3 separate regions of the Homo sapiens genome follow, and regions 1 and 3 are each linked to region 2. The links are chromatin contacts, found by Hi-C or POLR2A ChIA-PET in ENCODE. All regions are on one chromosome and are shown on one strand. The core of a region is the stretch at or near the end of the contact, and the rest is flanking DNA. Distances in the headings are between cores, read along the strand shown.

What was found. A loop is a pair of places that touch in the nucleus more often than their neighbours do. ChIA-PET counts read pairs that join two places held with the same protein, here RNA polymerase II (POLR2A). Pooled maps may share reads with other maps.
Region 1: a loop to region 2 is called in a map of CD4-positive, alpha-beta T cell, with 29 times the contacts of the local background. The contact joins the promoter of FANCF here to the promoter of C11orf58 in region 2. A Hi-C loop is called at or near these places in 6 of 168 maps with a recorded cell type or tissue (B cell, CD4-positive, alpha-beta T cell, CD8-positive, alpha-beta T cell and 1 more) and 14 of 50 pooled maps.
Region 3: a pooled map shows a loop between it and region 2 (18-fold over the local background). The contact joins the promoter of EIF4G2 here to the promoter of C11orf58 in region 2. A Hi-C loop is called at or near these places in 6 of 50 pooled maps. POLR2A ChIA-PET finds 5 or more read pairs at or near these places in 2 of 52 experiments (CD4-positive, alpha-beta T cell and GM12878).

The regions. Positions count from the first base shown.
Region 1 is chr11:22,624,378-22,627,077 of GRCh38, reverse strand. It overlaps FANCF (FA complementation group F), which reads left to right and starts at 1,255. Exons shown (of 1, transcript NM_022725.4): 1 at 1,255-2,700. The coding sequence starts at 1,268. The coding sequence ends at 2,392. It also overlaps a transcript of GAS2 not described here. RefSeq lists enhancers at 1,276-1,465, 792-1,691, 1,556-1,765, 2,146-2,195, 2,206-2,365.
Region 2 is chr11:16,737,314-16,740,013 of GRCh38, reverse strand. It overlaps C11orf58 (chromosome 11 open reading frame 58), which reads right to left and starts at 1,367. Exons shown (of 5, transcript NM_014267.6): 1 at 1,173-1,367. The coding sequence starts at 1,235. It also overlaps a transcript of SOX6 not described here. RefSeq lists an enhancer at 864-1,493.
Region 3 is chr11:10,807,592-10,810,291 of GRCh38, reverse strand. It overlaps EIF4G2 (eukaryotic translation initiation factor 4 gamma 2), which reads left to right and starts at 1,366. Exons shown (of 22, transcript NM_001418.4): 1 at 1,366-1,587. It overlaps LOC101928053 (a long non-coding RNA gene), which reads right to left and starts at 995. Exons shown (of 3, transcript NR_120540.1): 1 at 926-995; 2 at 371-435. RefSeq lists enhancers at 282-888, 964-1,013, 1,524-1,783, 2,514-2,593 and a silencer at 1,194-1,243.

The sequences.
Region 1 (2,700 bases), core at 6-2,505, 5.9 Mb before region 2:
CACACGCCTCTAATCCCAGCACTTTGGGAGGCCGAGGCGGGAGGATCACTTGAGGTCAGAAGTTCGAGACCAGCCTGACCAATAAGGTGAAATCCCATCTCTACTAAAAATACAAAAATTGGCCGCGCCTGGGCGACAGAATGAGACTCCGTTTCAAAATAAATAAATAAATGCATAAATCTGAATTAACAGCATGCACATCACTGCTTTACTTTCTAAAAGGTGTAGGAATGCTTATTTTAATAAATGAAAAATGACTCTTCCCCTCTTTTAAATTTGTTTCTCTTCCCCTTTTTGTTAAAGTACAAAACAAAACACCTTCCCCCACTTTTCGAATAGTTTTGGCTGTGTCTTTAGGACTGGAAGGAAATTCAGCTCAAATGAATTACTATATTATGAACTTAAGTAAGAATTGTTGTGCATTTTGTACAGAATGCAACTCCTAGGAGTTGACAAATGTTTGTTAAGTGCATCAGTGAGCGACATAGGACCTTCTCCTCCCTACTCTCTTGTCACGGTTTTTATTTAATCAAACATTTATTATTGTTCGATGCTCTTAAATGCCATTTCCTTCAGCTGATTATTTGTATGACAGAAGAGTCAATTAAGCTATTTTGTCCTAAAAATTACGAAAACGAAATGTACAATTGTGAAGTAAAATTTTGTTCCTTTGCAAATTTTAATAAATTATTGAAGTTTATTTTTTGTTTCAAATAATCTGGGCTTCAGTTCTAATAATGGAAGGACAATGTGAAGGCCCAGAATTCAGCATAGCGCCTGGCATTAATAGGAGGTCAGTACATTTTTAGTACATGTTTCTCAAATAGATCTTAAAATTTCATTTAAGAGCGTTTCCTCACGTCACAGTATGTCTCTGGCGTTACTTAATTTTGAAAAACCTCAACACAGATTCTAGTTTTAGGCAAAGCTCAGAAAATTTCTACTTAAGGATATTTCCAAAGCGAAAGGAAGCGCGGAGACGTTCATGACTGGCATCATCTCGCACGTGGTTCCGGAAATTCTCGGTAGGATGCCCTACATCTGCTCTCCCTCCACTAAGAAGAACCTCTTTGTGTGGCGAAAGTAAAAGTATTAGGGCTTTTAAGTTGCCCAGAGTCAAGGAACACGGATAAAGACGCTGGGAGATTGACATGCATTTCGACCAATAGCATTGCAGAGAGGCGTATCATTTCGCGGATGTTCCAATCAGTACGCAGAGAGTCGCCGTCTCCAAGGTGAAAGCGGAAGTAGGGCCTTCGCGCACCTCATGGAATCCCTTCTGCAGCACCTGGATCGCTTTTCCGAGCTTCTGGCGGTCTCAAGCACTACCTACGTCAGCACCTGGGACCCCGCCACCGTGCGCCGGGCCTTGCAGTGGGCGCGCTACCTGCGCCACATCCATCGGCGCTTTGGTCGGCATGGCCCCATTCGCACGGCTCTGGAGCGGCGGCTGCACAACCAGTGGAGGCAAGAGGGCGGCTTTGGGCGGGGTCCAGTTCCGGGATTAGCGAACTTCCAGGCCCTCGGTCACTGTGACGTCCTGCTCTCTCTGCGCCTGCTGGAGAACCGGGCCCTCGGGGATGCAGCTCGTTACCACCTGGTGCAGCAACTCTTTCCCGGCCCGGGCGTCCGGGACGCCGATGAGGAGACACTCCAAGAGAGCCTGGCCCGCCTTGCCCGCCGGCGGTCTGCGGTGCACATGCTGCGCTTCAATGGCTATAGAGAGAACCCAAATCTCCAGGAGGACTCTCTGATGAAGACCCAGGCGGAGCTGCTGCTGGAGCGTCTGCAGGAGGTGGGGAAGGCCGAAGCGGAGCGTCCCGCCAGGTTTCTCAGCAGCCTGTGGGAGCGCTTGCCTCAGAACAACTTCCTGAAGGTGATAGCGGTGGCGCTGTTGCAGCCGCCTTTGTCTCGTCGGCCCCAAGAAGAGTTGGAACCCGGCATCCACAAATCACCTGGAGAGGGGAGCCAAGTGCTAGTCCACTGGCTTCTGGGGAATTCGGAAGTCTTTGCTGCCTTTTGTCGCGCCCTCCCAGCCGGGCTTTTGACTTTAGTGACTAGCCGCCACCCAGCGCTGTCTCCTGTCTATCTGGGTCTGCTAACAGACTGGGGTCAACGTTTGCACTATGACCTTCAGAAAGGCATTTGGGTTGGAACTGAGTCCCAAGATGTGCCCTGGGAGGAGTTGCACAATAGGTTTCAAAGCCTCTGTCAGGCCCCTCCACCTCTGAAAGATAAAGTTCTAACTGCCCTGGAGACCTGTAAAGCGCAGGATGGAGATTTTGAAGTACCTGGTCTTAGCATCTGGACAGACCTCTTATTAGCTCTTCGTAGTGGTGCATTTAGGAAAAGACAAGTTTTGGGTCTCAGCGCAGGCCTCAGTTCTGTATAGGCAATGCTGTGTTATTACTTGAATATAGAATATATAGTTTACAAAATGAAAATTACAATGTTCTCACCAAATATATGCCTTCGTGTGTCCAAAGTATAATTATTTTAGATGCTAATTTTGAATAGTTTATTAAACAGTTATAAATATGCAAAGTAGCTGGCATGTAGTGTCACGGATTTTCTGGATAGAGGAAGTGATTGGAAGTACTCCACTTAAAGCCATGGAATTAGCAATAGTTTGCTTTTTAATAGAAGGCCCATTTGTAAGAATGTTGAAAATATGTGTACCGTTTAAAGAAAAAGCAGCTT
Region 2 (2,700 bases), core at 118-2,617:
TGCTAATCTTTCTGCAGAGCTGAAGTCGATTCCTTTAAAGATCCTTAATATTCCGGTCCTCGCCCCACCTCCCATCAGAGGGGTAGGTCTTAACATTATCTCATTTGCTACAAAGTAGTATTCAGTGGGCTTTTAAAATTTTATGAAGAGCGTTGAAATGCACTATCGAAAAATTTAAAGCTCTATGTATTCAGAAATTGACAGTACTTTAAACAAAACCGAAAAAAAACCTAGATATCCCTTCATCTTCCTTAAAGATGACCTCTCCGCGCTCTCTCCAACAATTTTCCCCATCAACGTTGCCAAGACACTTATCCATTGTATGAAGGACCTAGTTTTACGTTTACTGGTTACCTACCGTTTCCATGACACTGGGCTAGGAGCTAGGACAAATATACAAAAAGGCCTAAAATAAGCATCATATTTCTCTCCGAATTCCCAACACCCGGCAGTGCAGTAAATATTTAACGGGTTACTTTAAGGGATAAACCGTTTGCTATTAAAACCTATGAGGTGAGGGCTGAGGAAGGGAACGGCATTTGATGGGGAGACGAGGTAAGAAGAACGAGGTATTAATATCCGACATCAAAATGGGCTTCTAGGTCTCAACGTCTTAGACCTCACCACCAGAGCCAGTACCAAATTACACCCGTGGCACAATTTTCGGCTCAATACTGTTCTCGGTTTACCCTTACTAGTGCAGCTAAAGTTAACTCTCAACAGCACATTGTAAAAATCATCCAGGCAGGAAAAATCTGTACAAACGTGCACGAACATTTCGACATTGTCACGGGAACATTTAGAACCCAAAACAGGGAGAGTCTTGCCGTCTCTATACTGAGTACAAAGGCCCGAGAAAGCACTCTCATCGGCCCCCCAAAACGCACGTACGAAATCCCTTGACTAAGCTCTTTCACTCCTCGACCCTCTCAGAATTTCCTTCCTCAATCCCCCTTCCTACGCAGGTCTCCGGCTCTCAGCGTGTGGGCCTCTTCAAACCTTCTGACCCTCATAAAGATTAAGGGAGGCATTTCCCACTCATTCTTCTGGTTTCTTCCCTGGGCTCTCCCGCTGCAGGCCACCTCAGGCGCGTCCTCCTCCAACCACCCTTCCCGGCCTACTCCAGGCTTTAGTAGGCCTCAACCCTCAGCCACTCCGCCATTATTATTTACATCGTCGTCTGGGGAGGCTGAACGCTTCACCCCATGCGGGTGAGACTCTCTGGCAGCACTCATCCTTGCGGGGATCCCGACGAAAAATGCCGAACCCTCTCGCCGCTCTTCCCAGCCGCAAAACCAGCAGCTTACAATCCGCCAAGGGCCCAAGCAGCGCCACTACAGAACGCAGAGCCCCTCCGGGCCTTCTCTGCCACAGTCGTCACCGTTGCGGCCCCTCGCCGCCCCGGGGCACTTTGGGAGTTGTAGTTTTCTGATTCATTGCATACTGGCCCGAATAAAAAAGATGTGTCCGTGACTAAAACTACAATTCCCAGGAAGCCCCGAGGCTCAATTCGCGCTGTGTGGCGGGAGTGCCCTCAGAGGCCCCGCCTTCGGCTGGTGGAGGAAGCGTTCCCGCGGATGTGTATGGCGGTGAGCGTTGGCCGAGAGCTTTGTCGCCACAGGAGGAGGCTTAGAGGGGTTTTTGCCTTTCACCGTGCAACGCTGCCCTACTGGCAAATGTATCATCGTAGCTAGGCACCTATGTTTAAATGTAATGTTTGAGGCTGACTGAATCCTCACGAATACCCTCCACCCAGGACAAAAACCTTAACCAAAAATGGCTTCTACCATTTCCACCCTGGTGTTCTCTATTGCGCGCAGGGGATTTCTAGGTGGTCGGTGATGCTGCTTTCTAAATGTTTTCATGAATATTTCGCTGTTTTCCCATACAGAAATGAGTTCAGTATGTTGTTAAATGTTGGCTAATTGGCGGTTGTTGAAAACGGGGATTTAGCTGAGGGAAATCTGTTAAGTTTTCATATGGCTTTGTGTGAGGTGGGAGTGCTCCTCACTGACCTCGCTGTGGATGTCTGGGCACCGTTACAGTAGGGGCCTTCACCAAGCAAAGTCCATCCCTGCCACAAAAGCCTCTATTTTTTTTCTTTTTTAAAAAAAGTAATTATTGAGGTTAAATTCACATATAAAATTAACCATTTTTTAAAAAGTGTACAATCCACTGTCACTTAGTACATTCACAATCGTGTGCAGCTGTCACCTCTGATTCCAAGAAGTTTCACCACTCCAAAAGGAACCCCAATGCCCGTTAGCAATCCCTCCCCATTTCTCGCCCTCTCTCCAGATTCAAGTGATCACTCCTCTACTCAAAAAGCCCTGCATTTAAAGCTATTTATTGTTCAGATACTGAAGACTATCTCCTACTTTATTAAGGTGTCTGAATTTGTAACCAGGTCTGAACTTAACTTTCTGTCAGAATCCTTGTCCTTAATAATTCTGAAGCTTTCTCACCTTGAATACAAATGTGATTTTTTTTTTTTTTAAGCAAAAATTAGGCCTGGCGCCATGGCTCAGGCCTGTAATCCCCAGCATTTTGGGAGGCTGAGGCGGGTGGATCACGAGGTCAGGAGTTCGAGACCAGCCTGATCAACATGGTGAAACCACGTCTCTACTAAAAATACAAAAATTAGCCTGGCATGATGGCACATGCCTCTAATCCCAGCTACTCGGGAGGCTGAGGCAGGAG
Region 3 (2,700 bases), core at 117-2,616, 5.9 Mb after region 2:
CAGATGTTGGAATTGTGTTAAAAACCTTCAGAGCCACACCACAGCCTTCTATTACATTTAAATGTCGTAGGAAAAACTGCAATTTTCCGGAAAATTGTATTAAGGACCAGGTGCTCTAATACCAAGAGCTGTTTTGACACATCAAAGGTTAAGTTTGGGTCTTTGAAAATCCTGCCTCTTACTGAACACTTTAAAAGTCATTCATGTTAAAACACACACATTCTTGCCTTTGACTATACACTGTAAAAGTACTACATGTTAAAATGGAGATGGGGACATTTTTGTTGTTTAAGTTTATGGAAGTATGACTCCATTTTAGTATAGCTACAATGTCGCAAACGATGGAATAAGGTACTCATCAATACATTACCTGGTAAGTATAAATAGTTCAACTTGCCGGCTTTGAAAAGCTTAATCCTATTTCTTATGGTGAACCTTAAATAAAATGAAAATACACAACTGACAATGTTTAACGTGCACTTAAACAAACAAAAAACAAAAAAAAACAGGAGCTAGCAATTCGAAATCCTCCAAACACCCGCGGAAGTCTGACACACAGGGTGTTTTCCTCGGTGACCGCCAGCCGGACATTCCTATGGGAAAAGCAGCTTCTTCTGTGCGGTTCGAAGAAAATCAACCCCTTCCTTTCATCACTTTCTCATTCACTCTGCAGGGGGTGGGCCAATAAGGAGCTGAATGAAGCTCCCCTTTGGCATCCGGGCGCACGTCTCGCCTCCTCCCCACTACTTTCTGGGTTCCCTAAGGCTGCCGAAGCCGAGGACCTGGAGCCGGGTAGTGTCCCGGCGCTGCGCCCGGGGGCTCCAGGCCTCAACCCGAAGGGCTCAGCCCCGGGAGAGGCCAGGCACGCGAGGGCAGCCACAGCTCCAAGGGGCGCCAAGAAAAGCAATGCTCACTCGCCACGCACAGGGTTCGGGGGAGGTAAGGGTGCGTTTTCTTCCCATATTCCCGGTGAGAAAACGAGGTCGAGGGAAAAGGGGATGATACAACTGGAGCATGGCATATGGACTCAGTGAACAAAGGGACTGGAGCAAGAAGCAGCAGCCACGCCAACGCAGACTCAAAAGGGCTCTCCGGCTTTACGCACGCAACCCTCATCTCGACAGCGCTCGGCGCCCCTTACGCCACTGGCTCAGCCTCAGAGACTTCGCGAATATGGCTTTGCGCACTGCGGCGGGGCTGCGCCGCAACCGAGCTCAGCCCTGTGGCTCCTCCTCGCTGCCCTGCGCGGATTGGTGGCAGACGGCAACCGGGCCGCTGATTGGGCGGCGAAGGAGCCATTCGGGGAGACTCTGGTGGGTTCGGCTGCCCCAAGAGTGATAAGTTCGGCTTCAGACACGCCTTAGCGCCAGCAGTGAGTCGGAGCTCTATGGAGGTGGCAGCGGGTACCGAGTGGCGGCTGCAGCAGCGACTCCTCTGAGCTGAGTTTGAGGCCGTCCCCGACTCCTTCCTCCCCCTTCCCTCCCCCTTTTTTTTGTTTTCCGTTCCCCTTTCCCCTCCCTTCCCTATCCCCGACGACCGGATCCTGAGGAGGCAGCTGCGGTGGCAGCTGCTGAGTTCTCGGTGAAGGTGAGTTGAGCCGCTGCCGCCGCCGAGTGGAGCGCTCTAAAATGGCCGCCGTCCCTGGTCGCTTCTTCTCGAGTGGTACAAAATGGCGGCCGCAGGCGGAGCCGGGTGGGGCGACCCTTTTTTAGCATTTCCTCTGCGCTTCAGATACCTGGAAAGTCTTGGCTTTTGTTCTCTCTTCCTGTTGCTGACGGAGTAGAAGGAAAACGTCAGTGTTGGCCAGGCCGCCGTGCGGTCATGGCCGGATGGCCGACGCCTGCAGGGACGAGGCCGTGGCGGACCGAGGCACGGCTGTGCTCGGACGGCGAGGGAGCGTGGCTCGGACCGCTAGCGCCGTGGCGGGAGGCACGCGGGCCGGCAGGGAAGGCCAGGCCGTTGGCGCGGGACCAGGGAACCGCAGGCGTCCCGGAGCCTGGCCTCCCGGCGGGGAGGTGTGTAGGACCTGGAGTCGGCAGGGGCTGCCCTTCGTCGGGGAGGAAAGAGAGAGTGATGATTTCTGCCCCTTTTGTCAGCAGAGGAGGCCGTGGCGAGGCGGTTGTCAGTCCCGGGGGGATTTATGGTGCAGGAGGGGGCCCGCTTGGAGGCGGCGGGTGGGCAGGAGGCCGCCTTCCTGCTTGGAGAACAAAGAGCTGGGCGCCGGGCTGGCGGGGGTGGCCTCAGCTGCTCCTCCCCGTCGAGCGACCCGGGCCTCGCGGGGAGGTTGTCGGAAGCACTTCCCTAACTTGCGCCTGGGTGGGAGGAATGCTCCGCTCTTTTGTTCCCAGGAAGGGAAAAACGGGGCGGAGGTTCCTGCTGCCATGTTGTGGCCCTGGTCTTCCGCCTGCAAGTGCTAGTCCTGTACACCCGGCCCCCTCTCGCGCGTCTTTCCACGAGCTCTCCACGGGGAGGAGGCGAAAGGGTGGACAGGGGAAAACTGCTGAAGAGCTTTCGGAGAGACCTCATCTAGTCGCTGGCCTCGTCAAGGCAGTAAAAATTCCTAGGGCAGACATTTTCCACGTGATGTTGCTCGTGTCTGTAGTTAGACTTTTCTATTGATCTCAGTGCTCAGTTTTAAAGATAGTAGAATGTGGCTTTTTCAAAAGATTCGTTCTGAGCCGTTTAAAATGCTCTTGTGTT